Regions from separate parts of the Mus musculus genome. Here regions 2 and 3 are each linked to region 1. Evidence: chromatin loops called from intact Hi-C (ENCODE). Cell type or tissue: heart. All regions are shown on one strand.

What was found. Hi-C counts contacts between places; a loop is a spot of excess contacts. Peaks named below come from ENCODE experiments on the same cell type or tissue, not always from the same donor. Only the 100,000 strongest peaks of a DNase experiment are listed, where the experiment ranks them.
Region 2: a loop joins it to region 1, with 4 times the contacts of the local background. A loop is called at or near these places in 30 of 42 quality-filtered maps.
Region 3: a loop joins it to region 1, with 2.8 times the contacts of the local background. A loop is called at or near these places in 31 of 42 quality-filtered maps.

Annotation. Positions count from the first base shown.
Region 1 is chr9:70,670,871-70,673,370 of GRCm38, forward strand. No RefSeq gene overlaps it. Among named protein-coding and RNA genes, the nearest start is that of Adam10, 6.9 kb to the right of the region's middle. In heart, a CTCF peak has its summit at 1,280; no DNase peak of the experiment used is centred here; H3K27ac peaks cover 309 bases.
Region 2 is chr9:70,929,047-70,931,546 of GRCm38, forward strand. All of the region lies in intron 1 of Lipc (lipase, hepatic), which reads right to left. All of the region lies in intron 2 of Gm32017 (a long non-coding RNA gene), which reads left to right. Among named protein-coding and RNA genes, the nearest start is that of Lipc, 4.5 kb to the right of the region's middle. In heart, a CTCF peak has its summit at 1,196 (motif pointing left); DNase peaks (open chromatin) are centred at 1,385 and 1,905; H3K27ac peaks cover 911 bases.
Region 3 is chr9:70,923,501-70,926,000 of GRCm38, forward strand. All of the region lies in intron 1 of Lipc (lipase, hepatic), which reads right to left. The region is part of intron 2 of Gm32017 (a long non-coding RNA gene); the gene reads left to right. Among named protein-coding and RNA genes, the nearest start is that of Lipc, 10 kb to the right of the region's middle. In heart, a CTCF peak has its summit at 1,465 (motif pointing left); no DNase peak of the experiment used is centred here; H3K27ac peaks cover 1,302 bases.

The DNA.
Region 1 (2,500 bases):
TCTGTCATAGATTTTCTTTCCTTTCTTTTTGTAGATAAGTGCATACAATGTTTAAAAGTCGATTTTTTTTTTTTTTTTTTTTTTTGGAAACATGGTTTCTTTGTATAGTTCTGGTTGTCCCTGAACTTGTTCTGTAGACCAGGTTGGCCTGGAACTCACAGAGATCCACTTGCCTCTGCCTCCTGAATGCTGGGATTAAAGGTGGGTGCCACCACTGCCCAGCAAGTGGATAAAATATAATTGATAGTATATAAGCCAAAGCAAAGGTCAACAGCTTTAAAATGGCTACTCTAATTGTACAGAACTTCATTAAGATGTGTAGGCTTGGGGCTACATCAGCCTAGCTGGATGTTGTTGTGTTTTAGTTTGCAGGTTACACACACACACACACACACACACACACACACACACCCCTTAAGTTAGAAGCTTACTGTACTCCTTACTCTCTTTTCTCATTGCTGTGACCAGATACCTGGCAAGAAGCGACTTAGGGAAAGAAAGATTTATTTCGGTTCATGGTATGAGAGGTACAGCCTATCATGGGGAGGAAGGCAGGGCAGCAGGAACAGGTGGCTGGTCACGTGATGCCCTTAGTCAGGAAGCAGAGAGAGGTAGTGCTGCCGCTTCCTCCTCGCCCCCCTTTTATTCAGTCTGGACCCCAGGCCATGGGGCCCCAGCCCACACTTCCTTCCTCAGTTAACCCTCTCTGGAAACATCATCGCAGACACACCAAGACTTGTCTCCTAGATGACTTCAAATCAAGTTAAGTCAACTCTGAAAATGAACTATCACACCTGGTACATCTTCCTGTCTATAAAATGGATTACATCTATCTCACAGCATTGTTGCAGTGAATAAACAAGATTGTGTATATTAAAGTGTATATTAACATATCAGGGCTATTATTTGATAATCTGTGGGTATCTGTCCTAGTAACAGAATAAACGTTTGTAGAGTTTCACAACCATGATCATTGCCATTCTGTAGGTTTTCTGGTCCTCTGCCTTTGCCTTCAGGGTCTTGGTCCTGTTGATGTCAGCTGCCACGGTAAGAACACGAGAGTTTCCAGGAAGTAACGCATGCTTAATTGTAACAGAAGGCTAAAAATAAAAGGTGTTTTGGGATAAAATGTGATCGAGATTACTGGAGCCAGAGAAGTGTAAGCAAAATCTTCAAGGACTATTGGAAGTTGGTCTAGTTTCTGAAACAAAGGTCACACAGGCAATTTACTGACGGGAAAACTGAGTTCCAGAGTGACAGACGTCAAGCCCAGTCCAAAGAGGGCAGTCTTTCCTCAGTTCCTGACAAGCAAAGCAGAAGCATCTACAGCTACACAGAGCCATGGCTGTGCCTTGAAAGCTCCTAACTGTTGGATATGAATGAATAAGGAAAATTTTTTTAAAAAATCACTTCAAATCAAAGGAAAGGCGCCTGTGTCTAACATGGTTTCTGAGCCGTCAGCCTGTGCCCTGACCTTGAGAGGCTGGGTTAAAGCTGTGAAAAGGGGAAAGGAAACAAAGACAGAAAACAAGTTGGCAGAAAAGTGCAAGACGTTTTCAAGACTAGACAGACCAGTTTAACTGAATGGAGAGGAAAGAGAGGCCCACAGATGGATGAGGTGTGCCTGTGGAGGCTTTAAATTTTTCAGTAAGCTACTAGAAGTTTAGACAGGAAGATATTGTTTCTAGTTTTTGAATAGAGTACTCAAATTTAGCCTATATTCGTATTGAACTTTAGTAAGTTTGTGTTGGACATGGATATACTGTACTGTGTGGCTCTTTCTAAAACTCCTATAATATGTGAGTCACACTTGTCTTTGAGAATTAGGGAGAACGTGGTTATAATTCAGTATTACAAATGCTTGGCTAGATGTGACAGCCCCTGAGTTCACTCACACACACACACACACACACACACACACACACACACACACACACACAAACACTACATAAATAAGCATTTTGTTTAGAGCCATGTTTGTGGTCCTTCAAAGCTAAGAAGTAGGACTGAGGGGTGTGGCTCGGGCGGGGTGGGGGGGTGGGGAGAGGAGAGAGTATGAGAATATTTGATTTTTTTTTCAGTTTGGGGATCAAATCCACTAGGTTCCTATAGTAACCAGGGCTAAGTATTTAAATAAACATTACAATTTTGTAAGTCTATATTAGAGGTATATAGATGGTAATTCTTTCTAGTAGAGAAGTTAATAAGGATTTGAGAAGAGGGAAGAAGCCTTAGGCATAGGGTTTCTATTGCTGTGATAATACACCATGCCCATAGGCAGCTCGGGAGGAAAAGGTCTATTTCACTTATACGTTCACACCACAGTTCATTACTGGATGAACTCAGGGGAAGAACCTGGACGCAGGAGCTGATGCAGAGGAAGAGCTCTGCTTACTGGATTGCTTTTCCCATGGCTTACTCAGCTAGCCCTCTGAAAAAAATCCAGGGACTCCAAGCCTGGGGTGGTGTGACCAACTCAGCTGGGCCCTCCCATATCAAT
Region 2 (2,500 bases), 260 kb after region 1:
GTCTGCCTGCACACTGCCATGTTTCCCACCATGATGATGATGGACTGAACCTCTGAAACTGTAAGCCAGCCCCAATTGGATGTTTTCCTTTGTAAGAGTTGTCTTGGCCATGGTGTCTTTTCACAGAAATGGAAACCCTAACTAAGACAGCAGGTTTGCCTTGGGGGTTCTGTAGGAAGAGTTCACCTTGGAAGGCCAGAGACGAGGGCAGGTGGCAGCTCCTCCATAGACTGGGGTTCTGGGAGTCTCTACTCATGATGGTTAGTTTTAAACTGTCAACTTGATGCAATCTAGAATCACCAGGAAAGAGAATCTCTGACTCGTATGAGACCAGGAATCTTAATTAAAAGACACTTCTTTAATGTATGTATGTATGTATGTATGTATGTATGTATGTATGCATGTATGTGCTTGTGTGCATGTGTGCACACATGAGTTGGGATGCCTGAGGTAGCTAGAAAGGGTGTCTATCTCCTAGGGCTGGAGTTACAGGCACTTGTGAGCCACAGGACATGGGTGCTGGGAACTGAACTCAGGTCTTTGAGAGAGCAGTGAATGTTCTCAGCCTCTGTGTCATCTCTCCAGCCCCCAGGATTCATATTTTAACAAATCCCCCAGGTGTTTCCAGAGTTCCACTGCTCTGGCCAAATTCTTCCTTTCACCATGGTGAAGCTGATATACTTTTAAGTCATCTAAATCATTAAAGTAACTATACTATATACAACATAAAAATTGGAAGAAATAAAAATTCAGATATAAACTCAATGGAAATAGTCATTTCTGTGCATTTTTCTCCCAATATTTTCTCTTTCAACCCTTCAAATAAATGTCGTTTCACACAGTTGTAATGACAGCACACATTCAGTTAAACATACTTCCCTTTCTCACTTAATGTTGTACATGTTTTCCTAATTCCACACTATTCTACTAGGTAACATAGCACAGACCCCAAATGTGAGCTGACATGTGTGTGGATGTGAAGGCAGGAGTACAGGGATGAACATGTCGTCAAGGAAACCACTCCTTCCTCGCTTTGAGTGTCTTCCCCCACCTTCTGCCCCAGCCCCACTGGGAAAAATAAAAACTGTGAGTGTTTCTGGACGCAGAGTTATAAACAAAGAATGGTAGATTAAGCTAATAGCTTTGCCATTTCAGAAGCCGAGGAGATATCACCGCGCTCCCTAGTGGCAGTGATTGAAAACTGCACCTTCTTTGGAGCAGTCCTGCAGACATCCTGGACTCCTTCAGTCGCCAAGGACTAGTTTTGGTCTTGGCCCTCACTCCTGTGCCTGAGTGTGAGCCTCAGCATTGCCAAAGTTACTATGGCTCCTCTGCCCCTTGCAAAACTGGCTCACTCACTGCGGTGCCTGTGCCCCCTTGGCGGGGGTCTGGATGTCCTGCCCTCGCCCTGCTAATCCCATTTCCTGGCAGGCTGGACTCCAGTTCACCGAGAAGTCTGGACTCTAAAATGGACACCCTTCTTGGAGCCAGTGACCAGCCACCTTCCTGGTAGTGCGAACTGCTGGCCCCTTTGTCCTGTATAGACCATCGATATCAGAAATATGATCTTGGAGATGCATTTGGGGCTGCTCCGCTCTGTCTGTGGACCAGGATAAATCAGGGCAGCCTGTCTTCCTGCTGAGTCGTCTGTGAGTACCCAGCATGGCAGCTGGTGTGTTAAATAGGGCAGAGGGAGGGGAAGACCAGAGAGGGAATCTAGATACCCAATTTTGGCTTTGGCTGGGCGCTCTCTGGGTGATTTGTGTTTTTAGGTCAGTTTGCAGGCACTGAAGGCCTTCAGTGGCTCTTCAGTTTCTTCCTGTGCAGTGCTAGGTCCCCGTGGAAGGCAGTCAGGGTCAAAGTCGGCTGTCTGTCCTCTGGTCCTTGGCCTGTCCTATCTAGGTGACACCCATCAGGAAGGTTTTGGCCTCACTGGGCTACAAGGCCAGGACGTTTGCCAGAGAGCAGGAGAATCTCTTTCAGAGGAAGGGGGGGGGGGGTTTCCGCACAGTGCTGGGGTTGTTTTGCAGCTGTTGTGGAATGGTGGGTCTGGTCATCCTGGGGGTGTGAGCTGCATTTCTGCCTACCTCCTCTAATAGTTACAAGTCAGGAATCAGCAAGTCTCCTTAGGGCAGTGATCTGAGGCTGGCTGGGCCTGCAAGGATGAGTGAAAATGACAGGTCTGACTTGTGAGTGCAAGGTCCCTCTATTCTGTGGCCTTCCTGTCAAGGCAAACCCTACACTGACCTGCCTCCTCCCCAGCTGGGGATCAAAGAAATGATATCTTAGGTAACCAGTGGGATACCTCTCAGACTTAGGCCTACGTTAGTCGTAAGTACACAGTCTGCCTGCCTGCCCACCTGTGCCCCTCCCTCCCTCTTCTCCTCCCTCCCTGCCTTCCTCTCTTCTTCCCTCCATCCCTTCCTTTCTTCTTATGCACTAATGTCCCACTCCTACCCACAGAGCAACCATTGCTTTTAAACTCTGTAGATGTTTAAAC
Region 3 (2,500 bases), 250 kb after region 1:
TAATGAGCATGCTGGAGTCTAGCATAAGACCTGATACACACACTGTGGGTAAGTTGATAGCCTGCAGTCATCCTGAATGTGGACTTTCCTACTATTCCACTGGCCATTTGGTTATGCAATTGTGGTGGATAGGTTGGTCCCCACCGTCCCTTCCTGAGAGGGTTCTTGGATTATTTTCCTGCTTGGGCAACTTCTCTTCTTGATTATGATGGTTAATATCAATGATCAACTCTGGGCATGTCTGTGCTGAGGGTTATTATGATAAGGTTAATTGAGATGTGAAGAACACCTCTGGTATCATTCCTTGGGCTGGGCTTGTGGGTTGTATACAAAGGAAATCCTGAACTGAGTTCAAGAATTCCCAGCTCTCTGCTTCTTGACTGGAGGTACAAGGTAACCAGCTACCTCCTCAAGCTCCTGTCACCATGATGCCCCCATCACAGGGGCTGAAACTTCAAACTGTGATCCCAAATAAGCCTTTTCTCATTTAAGGTGCATTTGTCAGGAATTTGATGACACGTCATCTAAAGTAACTAAGACACTGATAAATTCATTAATCTGCTTGCACCCTTTGTGTGTATGATAGTGGTGGCATGGGTTACTTAATTATGGGACAATTTCGAGAGTTGTTGCACTGGCAAGAAAGATACATTTTCTATGTTGTATGGATAATACTAACCCCATGAGGACCCAGATCAGTTCATAAACCTGAACCTAGAGGATTCTTGTGTTACGCCTTCTGGAAAAATCTTTGCTTACCTTAACACTAGCCTACAATGTCCAGCTTTGATCCTGGGCTGCACCTTCCTCTGAGATGAGTAGATTAGTGCTCACACCTTGTTCTGACTTAACTCTGGGGAGCTTAACTTTGTGGGAGAGGGGGAGGGACTGGGACTTTGTGTATGGATGGCTTTGCTCCTGGGCCACTGCTTCGACTTGTCATCCCTATGTGGCTAAGCTGTACATTAGAGGGTCAGAATATGTCCCAGGCTCCTAGGCACCGGCATACACAATAAGAGAAACTGAAGGCTAAGATGCTTTCACAGGAACCCCAGGAGACACTTCAGGAAAGTCCACACTGACTTGGAATTAGGAAGGCAATTTCTAGATTTGCTGAAAGGCTGGGAGGTTGAGTCAGATGGCTCTGGCTGTGACCAGTGACTTGACCACTTGTTAAGTGAGTTATTCATAGAGGATGACTTTACGACCCTGAGCTACCATGTCTCTGATTATAAAACAGGGTCAACTACTACTACTTCCCATCTATTAGGCGAAATGAATAGGTTCAGGCTTTGGATTCCTTAAAAAAAAAAAAACAAAAGAGTAGCTTTCAGGGCTGGAGAGATGGCTCATCAGTAAAGAACACTGGCTACTCTTTCAGACACCCTGAGTTCAATTCCTACTATCCACATGGCAGCTAACAGCCATCTCTAAGTCCAGTTCCCGGGTTTCAGACACCCTCTTCTGGCTTCTATGGGTACTGCACACATACGGGTCACAAACAGACAAAACATCTATGCACATAAAATAAAAATAAATATTAAAAAGTCCCTCAACCCAACACTGTGATTTTTACACATCTTGGCTCTGCTTCATTAAAGCCATATGAGAGCCCCCTCCCCCAAAGCATCAACTGAATTTTCCTCATCTGCACTGGATCAAAAACCGATGCATGTCTAGTCCAGAGAGTATTGAGAAAGAAGTAGTGTGACGGTCATTGAGTGCTTGTACAGTTCCTACAGAATCATGCCTTTGTCCTCTGAGTCTGGGAATCTGGAGCCACAGGCGGTTGAGTCATTGTAGGGCTAAGTCAGGGCACGAGGTCTCACGCTAGGCACAGAACTCTGCGTCTATGCTCTCCTTTCCTGGTCATGTGCAAGTCCTGAGTCAGGGAGGTGAACACTGTGGATCTCCTGGCACCGTGACAACCACTCAGTGACCAGGAGGACACCTAGGATGTCAGTGCAGAAGGGATCCTGCTTGTTTCTCATGGGACATTAGAGGTAAAGGAGTCCCATAGGCTGTGCTTGAGTGTGAAGAACTGTTAAAAGAGTTCAGAGATGTCACCTGGAGTCCTTTATGTGAGAGAGCACGAGAACAAAACAAGGGTTACCTTACATCCAGCCAGACCCCAAGACTCCAGCTGAGCACAGACAGCACCCACAGAGTGTAACCAGTGGGATGAGGATCCTCCATCTCTGTATCAGGACAGAGAGAGGGCTGTGGAGGCCACAGATGTCACAAAATCATACTCTCTCCTGACTGCCAGAATGTGCCATGGGTGCTCCTGTATCAACCTCAGCTCAAGACTTGTGGGTGTAGCTCAGTGGTAGAGGGTTGACCAGAAAGCCTAATGCCATGGCTTCTCTCCTTTGGACTGCAAACCTCAACTCAACCGCCAAACACCAACTCAACCTCTGTTTCATCTTCCCTCACCCGACCTATGAGGACCTATGAGATCACCATTGACTTAGTGTAGCTATTAGTCAATGATGATTAC